2 separate regions of the Homo sapiens genome follow, and region 2 is linked to region 1. A link is an interaction called in ENCODE POLR2A ChIA-PET data of the cell type or tissue named here. Cell type or tissue: Caco-2. All regions are shown on one strand. Links, peaks and the distances in the headings refer to the core of each region. The heading gives the core; the rest is flanking DNA.

Evidence for each region. Peaks named below come from ENCODE experiments on the same cell type or tissue, not always from the same donor. Only the 100,000 strongest peaks of a DNase experiment are listed, where the experiment ranks them.
Region 2: POLR2A ChIA-PET joins it to region 1 with 17 read pairs; 4 of 35 experiments call an interaction of 5 or more read pairs at or near these places.

Annotation. Positions count from the first base shown.
Region 1 is chr2:218,674,201-218,678,588 of GRCh38, forward strand. It overlaps STK36 (serine/threonine kinase 36), which reads left to right. Exons shown (of 27, transcript NM_015690.5): 5 at 1,143-1,273; 6 at 1,829-2,078. Among named protein-coding and RNA genes, the nearest start is that of STK36, 4.3 kb to the left of the region's middle. In Caco-2, for the core only: no CTCF peak of the experiment used is centred there; no DNase peak of the experiment used is centred there.
Region 2 is chr2:218,780,112-218,784,499 of GRCh38, forward strand. It overlaps CYP27A1 (cytochrome P450 family 27 subfamily A member 1), which reads left to right and starts at 2,036. Exons shown (of 9, transcript NM_000784.4): 1 at 2,036-2,326. The coding sequence starts at 2,072. In Caco-2, for the core only: no CTCF peak of the experiment used is centred there; DNase peaks (open chromatin) are centred at 950, 1,980, 2,290, 2,460 and 1 weaker place; H3K4me3 peaks cover 1,794 bases.

The sequences.
Region 1 (4,388 bases), core at 320-4,319:
TTTCTTTGTGCTTAGTTTCCTAATTTGTAAAATGGAGATAATAATCATGTTTGCCTGATAAGTCTATGATGAAGAGTGTTAAGTCATGTAATGTGTTTGAATAGTTAGCTATTATTAACATTATTGTTATTAGATACCTTTAGGGAAGAAGGGCCAGTGTAATGGTACCAGAAAGAGGGCAGTAAGAATAAAGGTTGTGGGGAGTCAGGATTTGGCACCAGGACGTAGTGGTTAGCAGTGGGATTTTGTTGCACATATCCTCCAGCCACATTTATTCTAGGCGTTTGTCTGTACCCAAGCAAGTAGGCCCCCCCTGGGATTCATTATTGCAGCATTCTCTTTCCTTCTGAGCACTCACCACTATTTGTAAGTAATCATATTTTTGAAATTATTTTATTTTTAATTGAATTTTATTTTTTGAGACAGAGTCTCGCTTTGTTGCCCAGGCTGGAGTGCAGTGGCACAATCTTGGCTCACAGCAAACTCCGCCTTCCAGGTTCAAGCAATTCTCGTGCCTCAGCCTCCCCAGTAACCAGGATTATAGCATGCGCCACCATGCCTAGCTAATTTTGTACTTTTAGTAGAGATGGGGTTTCACCATGCTGGCCAGGCTGGTCTCGAACTGCTGGCCTCAGGTGATCTGCCCGCCTCAGCCTCCCAAAGTGCTGGTATTACAGGTGTGAGCCACCACGCCCGACCACCATATTTGTTTTATCTGTCTTGTTTGTTTGTCTGACTACTTTTCTTGAAAAAAGGCATTTTGTCTTATTTAATAACAGGTAATGTGTATTGAATATTTACTATGTGCCAGGCACCATTCTGAGTATTATTTTGCATGCTTTAACTCAGTCCTCACAATAATCCTCCATGTAGATGGTGTTATTATATAGATTGTCACCTTAGTTTGCCCATGGTCAAGCAGATAGTAAATGAGATTCAATAAATTTTTCTTGAATGAATGAATGAGCAAATGAAAGAGTGATTAAACAAGGGGAACAATAACTAAGAAAGAATAGTGTGAAGCTCTGCAAGAAAGGGAAGGAAGAAAAGATTAGCAGTAATATTAAGAGAAATTTTTGGGCTTGTCAGCCAGCTGCTGTTTCTAACCTTTTTTTTCTTTCTTCCACCTCTTTAATTTCTAGGTTCAGGCCATTGCTGCCCAGTTGGTGTCAGCCCTGTACTATCTGCATTCCCACCGCATCCTACACCGAGATATGAAGCCTCAGAACATCCTCCTCGCCAAGGGTGGTGGCATCAAGCTCTGTGACTTTGGGTAAAGATTCTGAGCATCCATCTAAGCTTCCAGTTCCACACGGAATCTTTTTTTTTTTTTTTTTTTTTGAGATGGAGTTTCACTCTTGTTACCCAGGCTGAAGTGCAATGGTGCGATCTCCACTCACCACAACCTCTGCCTCCCGGATTCAAGCAATTCTACTGCCTCAGCCTCCAGAGTAGCTGGGATTACAGGCATGTGCCACCATGCCTGGCTAATTTTATATTTTTAGTAGAGATGGGGTTTCTCCATGTTGGTCAGGCTGGTCTCGAACTCCTGACCTCAGGTGATCTGCCCACCTCGGCCTCCCAAAGTGCTGGGATTACAGGCATGAGCCACTGAGCCTGGCCCCACAGGGAATCTTAGACCATACTCTTGACTTATTTGGGCCTCATTTTAGAACCGGAGCTAGAGGCTGGGACTGCTGCTGGGTCTTCTGGAACCTAATCAAAGGTGCTCCCTCTGCTCCGGTTTGGGATATCTCTATGTTAGGTAGTAGTGACCAGGTTTAGAATATCTTTTCCCTTTCCATTTCCATCCCATTATCTTCTGCAGATTTGCCCGGGCTATGAGCACCAATACAATGGTGCTGACATCCATCAAAGGCACACCACTCTATATGTCTCCAGAGCTGGTGGAGGAGCGACCATACGACCACACAGCGGACCTCTGGTCTGTTGGCTGCATACTATATGAACTGGCAGTAGGCACCCCTCCCTTCTATGCTACAAGCATCTTTCAGCTGGTCAGCCTCATTCTCAAGGACCCTGTGCGCTGGCCCTCAACCATCAGTCCCTGCTTTAAGGTAATGAATATTGAAAGGGAGATGACTTTTACATTAGAAATCTGTCTCCCTCTATCTCTGTTCCTTTTTCCAAATCCTTTTCCAGAGCTGAGGCGGGACTTTGCAGTTACTGAATTAATGGCTGTGTTATTCTGTTCTCGCATTGCTATACAGAACCACCTGAGACTGGGTATTTTATAAAGAAAAGAGGTTTAATTGGCTCACAGCTCCATAGCCTGTACAGGAAGGATGGCTGGGGAAGCCTCAGGAAACTTACAATCATGACGGAAAGCAAAGGGGAAACAGGCATGTCTTACGTGGTGGACCAGGAGGAAGATAGAGAAAGGAAAGGTGCTACACGCTTTTTTTTTTTTTTTGAGACACAGTTTTTTTTTCTTTTTTTTTTTTTGAGACAGAGTCTCGCTCTGTCACCCAGGCTGGAGTGTAGTGGCGTGATCTTGGCTCACTGCAAGCTCTGCCTTGCAGGTTCACACCATTCTCCTGCCTCAGCCTCCTGAGTAGCTGGGATTACAGGTGCCCACCACGACACCCGGCTAATTTTTTTGTATTTTTTAGTAGAGACGGGGTTTCACCGTGTTAGCCAGCATGGTCTTGATCTCCTGACCTCGTGACTCGCCTGCCTCAGCCTCCCAAAGTGCTGGGATTACAGGCATGAGCCACTGCTCCCAGCCTGAGACAGAGTTTTGCTTTTGTTGTCCAGGCTGGACTGCAATGGCGCGATCTCGGCTGACCGCAACCTCTGCTTCCCAGGTTCAAGCAATTCTTCTGCCTCAGCCTCCCGAGTAGCTGGGATTACAGGCATGCACCACCATGCCTGGCTAATTTTGTATTTTTAGTAGAGATGAGGTTTCTCCATGTTGGTCAGGCTGGTCTCGAACTCCCAACCTCAGGTGATCCGCCTGCCTTGGCCTCCCAAAGTGCTGGGATCATAGGCTTGAGCCACTGCACCCGGCCAGGGCTACACACTTTTAAACAGCCAGATCTCGTGAAAATTCATTCACTATCATGAGAACAGCAAGGGGGAAGTCCTCCCCCATGATCCAGTCACCTCCTACCAGACCCCTCCTCCAACATTGGGTATTACAATTCGACATGAGATTTGGACGGGGACACAAATCCAAACCATATCAATGCCAGAGCTGGGCCAGGCAGCCTTGCTTTTCTACTGCAGGGTCTTAATTCTGGGAGGGTGTTCTAAAGTTTGCCAAACCTGAGAATGGTAACTCCAGTTTGAGCCAGGCTATGCTTTATCACAATGAAAAGGTAATTGGAAGATACTAGAGATCGATACTGGTCCTCTTACATGCCATCTATTCCACTTACTTCCTGTCAGATGCTATGTCCACATTCTAGATGTTATCTACATAGCTTTCAGTCCAAAGCTATCAGAATGGTGAGAGCTGGTGGAGCTGGTTCAGTGATTAGGGGCAGATGATAGAGGTGGTGCCTACTCATTGTGACTAAGTCAGTAGTCTGGAGGAGGGAAGAGTAGAAGAGGAGTTGGACTTCTTTTCTATTTCTTTTTTCTTTGAGATGGAGTCTTACTCTGTCACCCAGGCTGGAGTGCAGTGGCACGATCTCGGCTCACTGCAAGCTCCGCCCTCCAGATTCACACCATTCTCCTGCCTCAGCCTCCTGAGTAGCTGGGACTACAGGTGCCCACCACCACACCTGGCTAATTTTTTGTAATTTTTAGTAGAGACGGGGTTTCACCGTGTTAGCCAGGATGGTCTCAATCTCCCAACCTCGCGATCTGCCCACCTTGGCCTCCCAAAGTGCTGGGATTACAGGCGTGAGCCACTGCTCCTGGCCTCTATTTCTTTTTTAATTAATTAAATTTTTTTTAAAATTTTTTAGAGACAGGGTCTCACTGTGTTGCCCAGGCTTGTCTCAAACTCCTGGCCTCAAGCAATCTTCCTGTCTCAACTCCTAAAGAGTTAGGATTACAAGCATGAGCCACTGCACCCAACCTTCTTTTATTTTTTATGTAGGGCAAGATTATGGATTTTCAATAGAATTTAAATGCAGTCTTCTCCCAGAGTGAAACCTTATTGTAGCTTTGCTTTATCTGAGATGAAAAGGGACAACAAATTCCTCCCCTGTTTAGTTGAGGGGGCCCGAATAATTGTCAAGAATAATCTAAATGAAGGAATCTTAAGTGGAAGCGGTGCACATAGGATATTCATTCTCCCTATGGGCAGATACTCAGGTATCTCCAGCAAGATCCATAGTTATACAGCTCACTTTGTTTTAGAACAGTGGTCATAATCTACTAATACCTCTGTTCCTATTTGAGGCCCAATTGAGGAT
Region 2 (4,388 bases), core at 106-4,105, 110 kb after region 1:
AAAGATGTTATTTACATACTGGAGTGTGGCTCTCCTTTTTAGCTCTGGCTTTCTTAACTTTTGTGTCAAGGCATTTTTGAACAAGCAAGGGCTATCCCTAAAGTCATGAGGCAGTATTGTCCTGGTGTACCATTGGGTAATAGTAGTTTCAGGATTAGTCTACTTGAAAGGAAATAAGTTCTGAGAGTCGAAGTGCAAAGGAATACAAAAGAAAGCATTCTTATGATCTAACACTGTGAACTAATTGGTGTTTTCTGGTATTTGGTTAAGTATAGTATAAGGATTTGGCACTATAGGATGTAAGAGAATTATGACCTCGTTAATGGCTCCTAAGTCTTGAACTAGATCATATATATATATATATATATATAATTTTTTTTTTTTGAGATGGAGTCTCACTCTGTTGTCCAGGTTGGAGTGCATGGCACAATCTCAGCTCACTGCAATCTCCGCCTCCCGGGTTCAAGCGATTCTCCTGCCTCAGTCTCCCCAAGTAGCTGGGATCACGTGTGCCACCACGTTTTTAAAGCATGGCCTCCTGTCCTTCCTGTCCAAAAACCAAATGAAAAATATGGTCTAGGTTGGGTGCTGTGGCTCACACCTGTAATTCCAGCACTTTGGGAGGCCGAGGTAGGTAGATCATCTGAGGTCAGGAGTTTGAGACCAGCCTGGCCAACATGGCAAAACCCTATCTCTACTAAAAATACAAAAATTAGCCGGGCGTGGTGGCGGGCACCTCTAATTCCAGCTACTCTGGAGGCTGAGACCGGAGAATTGCTTGAACCGGGAGGCGGAGGTTGCAGCGAGCCAGGATTGCACCACTGCACTCCAGCCTGGACGACAGGGTGAGACTCTGGGGAGTGGGGAGGAGAGAATTAACAAACTATATGACACAAAGGAACAAAAATACACAAGACAGGATAAGAGAGAGGAAGGATACAGGGAGAGCTAACATACATATAGCAGTTTGAAGTCCCGGGAAAGGAGAAAAAAATGGGGAGGAGCAATATTTGAACAGATAATATCTGAGAAACTCCCCAGACTGATCAAAGACATCCAGTCACAGAGTCAAGAAACTAGGAGTCCTAGAATAAATAAGTAGAAAGCCACACCTAGCAACTCAGCTGTCAGCCTAATTGAACTTAATATGCCCTTTCTTCTCTGGCTGCCTGTAAATCACCAATTTTTCAAATGCTGTTAGAACCAGCTGTACCATCCTGCTGGGTCCTTCATTCCTGGCTTGAATGTGATCTTTGACCCTGTATTTATTTTATACTTGCGTGAGTTATGTTTTTAAACTTTTTGACAACTATACTTTGAATATACATGAAACATAGGATTCATAAGACAATACTTTTTTTTTCTTCTTGCTGTACGTTTTCCGTACTATGTTACTCTTTCCATTTTATTAAAAATAATTCTGGCCATCATCTACGAAATCTGGTCTCAACCTGCAGTTTGAAATATCCTGCCTTGGCAGACGCGGCAGGGAGGTGCGTGGAGGGAGAATTGAATTAAAAAAAAAAACAACAAAACACGAATATTTAGATTTCTTTGTTCAGCGGCCCCCCTCCAGGGATCAGATGACTGGCCCCCCTCGCTCCGAACTGACTCCGGGATCAATCCGGAAGGCCATTGGGAGAAGCCGAGGGCAGCTTAGCCACGGCCGGTTCCCGTTCCCTCCAGGACGCGAGGGTCGCCTTGGGTGGGGAACCGCGACCGGGCGAGGACCTATCCCGGTGTGGGGCTTCCCGATTTCGAAAGAATCTCGCTGCACCCCCGCCCAGAGTTCAGACCAAGCGAAAAGTTATTTGAGAGGCCTCGGGGGCGCGGGGTGAGGAGTCGTGGCGGAGGCCTTGGTCGGGGCGCCGTGGATATCCCCGAGTCACCGCGTCCCTCTCCTGCAGCTCCCGCGTCGCTGGGAGGAGCGAGGGAGCGAGCGGGAAGGGGTCTAGCTGGCCTTTGCTCGGCCCTCCCCAGCGCCCGGCTTTGAACCCGCCCTGCACTGCTGTCTGGGCGGGTCCGGGGACTCAGCACTCGACCCAAAGGTGCAGGCGCGCGAGCACAACCCATGGCTGCGCTGGGCTGCGCGAGGCTGAGGTGGGCGCTGCGAGGGGCCGGCCGTGGCCTCTGCCCCCACGGGGCCAGAGCCAAGGCCGCGATCCCTGCCGCCCTCCCCTCGGACAAGGCCACCGGAGCTCCCGGAGCCGGGCCTGGTGTCCGGCGGCGGCAACGGAGCTTAGAGGAGATTCCACGTCTAGGACAGCTGCGCTTCTTCTTTCAGCTGTTCGTTCAAGGCTATGCCCTGCAACTGCACCAGTTACAGGTAACCCGCGGGGGCATCGCGTCCTGGGGATGGGAGTGGGCACCGGAACAGAGAGGCTAGAGGTGAGAAGACGTTGGACAGAAAGTGAAGGCTGCAGGAACTCAGCTGGGGACCCACTGAGGCTATGGTCATAAACTGGAAATCAGTAGGGAGAATGGGCAAAGTGCAGACAGAGCCCTTTGAGCTGAGATAAACAGGACGAGGAAGGGCTTAAATCAGGACGGCACCAGTAAGGGGGGGATCTGGACGCCGGACTTACAGTGAGCAGAGGTTGAGGAGGGAGCTGTCTTGGGAAGAGAGTGGCAGAGGCAAATGTGTAAGCTAACGGATATTATGGAATCACTAATTCTGGGCTGATATTGGCTACCACAGACTTCTTCCAAACGAAATAACTTCAGGAGGATTATAGAAACCTCTTGGTTATTTGCAAGGTAAATTTCCTCTTAGGGGAAAACACAATGCTGCATCTCAGATCGTGGAAGCAAACTCACAGACAGTAAGGAAAAGGTACTTTTTGTTATTAAGAAATCAGTCTGAGGCCGGGTGCAGTGGCTCACACCTGTAATCTCAGCACCTTGGGAGGCTGAGGTGGGCAGATTACCTGAAGTCAGGAGTTTGAGACCAGCCTGGCCAACATGGTGAAACCCCATCTCTACTAAAAATACAAACATTAGCCGGGCATGGTGGCACATGCCTGTAATCCCAGCTACTAGGGAGGCTGAGGTAGGAGAATCGCTTGAACCAGGGAGGTAGAGGTTGTGGTGAGCCAAGATTACGCCATTGCACTCCAGTCTGGGCAACAAGAGCGAAACTCTGTCTCAAAAAAAAAAAAAAAAAAAGAAAAAAAGAAAAAAGAAATCAGCCTGTAGTCTGTGTTCAGGTTAGTGGTGTTGGGGGAGAAAACCAATGTCTAATAAGAAAGTTTTATACAGCAGAACACAGAAATGAGGCAGGGATGAACAGCTCACTGCTCACTGACAGAGACCGGAAAACCCAACACTGACCAATGTTGGAGAGGATTTAGGGAATGAACCAAAGGGGTTCATACAGGATCTATCTTCCTAATGACTATCAACAAATATGAATGCACCTACCATGTTCTAGGCATGGTTCCAAGTACTGGGATTCAGTGAGATGAGGCTTCTGCCCTCATGGGGCTTAAATGCTCCTCTGAAGAAGATGGAGGACAAAGAGATAAAGCAACAAAAAGTTAACTTCACAGAGAGAACTCTGGGGGAGAAGCTGTTCTAAGGTTGGGGAAGAGGGAGGGGGCTTCGATTCGGGGTGCCTCCACAAGGACACTTGGTTGTCAGGGACTGATAGGAGTAGGCTGGTCCTGGGCTGGGGTAGCCAACCATCTGCTGGTCATGTGTCTGTGCTGGGAAGGAGTCAAAAGTAAGGAGGAGCTGTGGGGACTGGGGACAGGACTGGCCTTTGAGGACAGCCTTGAAGATCAAGATAAGGGCCCTGGTTCCTCTGAGGGGCCATGGTGAGCTCTTGAGCAAGCATGGGGTGAAGACGGCCTGCATGGAACACTGTCCAGGCTGTGGTGTGTGTAGTAGGAGAGGTGCAGAGGGTCTAAGGTGATGAAGGCTCAGGCGTGGCAGGATCCAGGATGGAGAGGCAGATCTGAGCCACACTCCAGAGAAAACTGGAATGGAGGTTGAGGATGAGGGAGAAGATGACTCTGAGGGCAACGAAGGGCAAAACTGACTACAACCAGGGCTGCATCCTCTGCCCTGTCCTGGTGGCTGCTGTCTCTCCTGCAATCTTCCCTGTTGGGCTCATGTTTGTGAGACTTGGGGATGTGAAAATAAATAATTCAAAACCTAAGCTGTTGGAACTTTAAAATATTTTGAGCCTTAAGGGAATGTGATTATGTGATTATGGCACTCAAGTCACATAAGCAGGCTGCTGTAACCTTTGTTTCTCTGATTTTAGATTAACTTTCTTTACCTCTGTTGTTTTGAAAATGTTGTAAATGTCTACAGGAGGCCAAGGAAGATGCCTTCCCTCTTCACTGTTGAACTTCATTATAGATTAACTTCCTTTTACCTTTCTC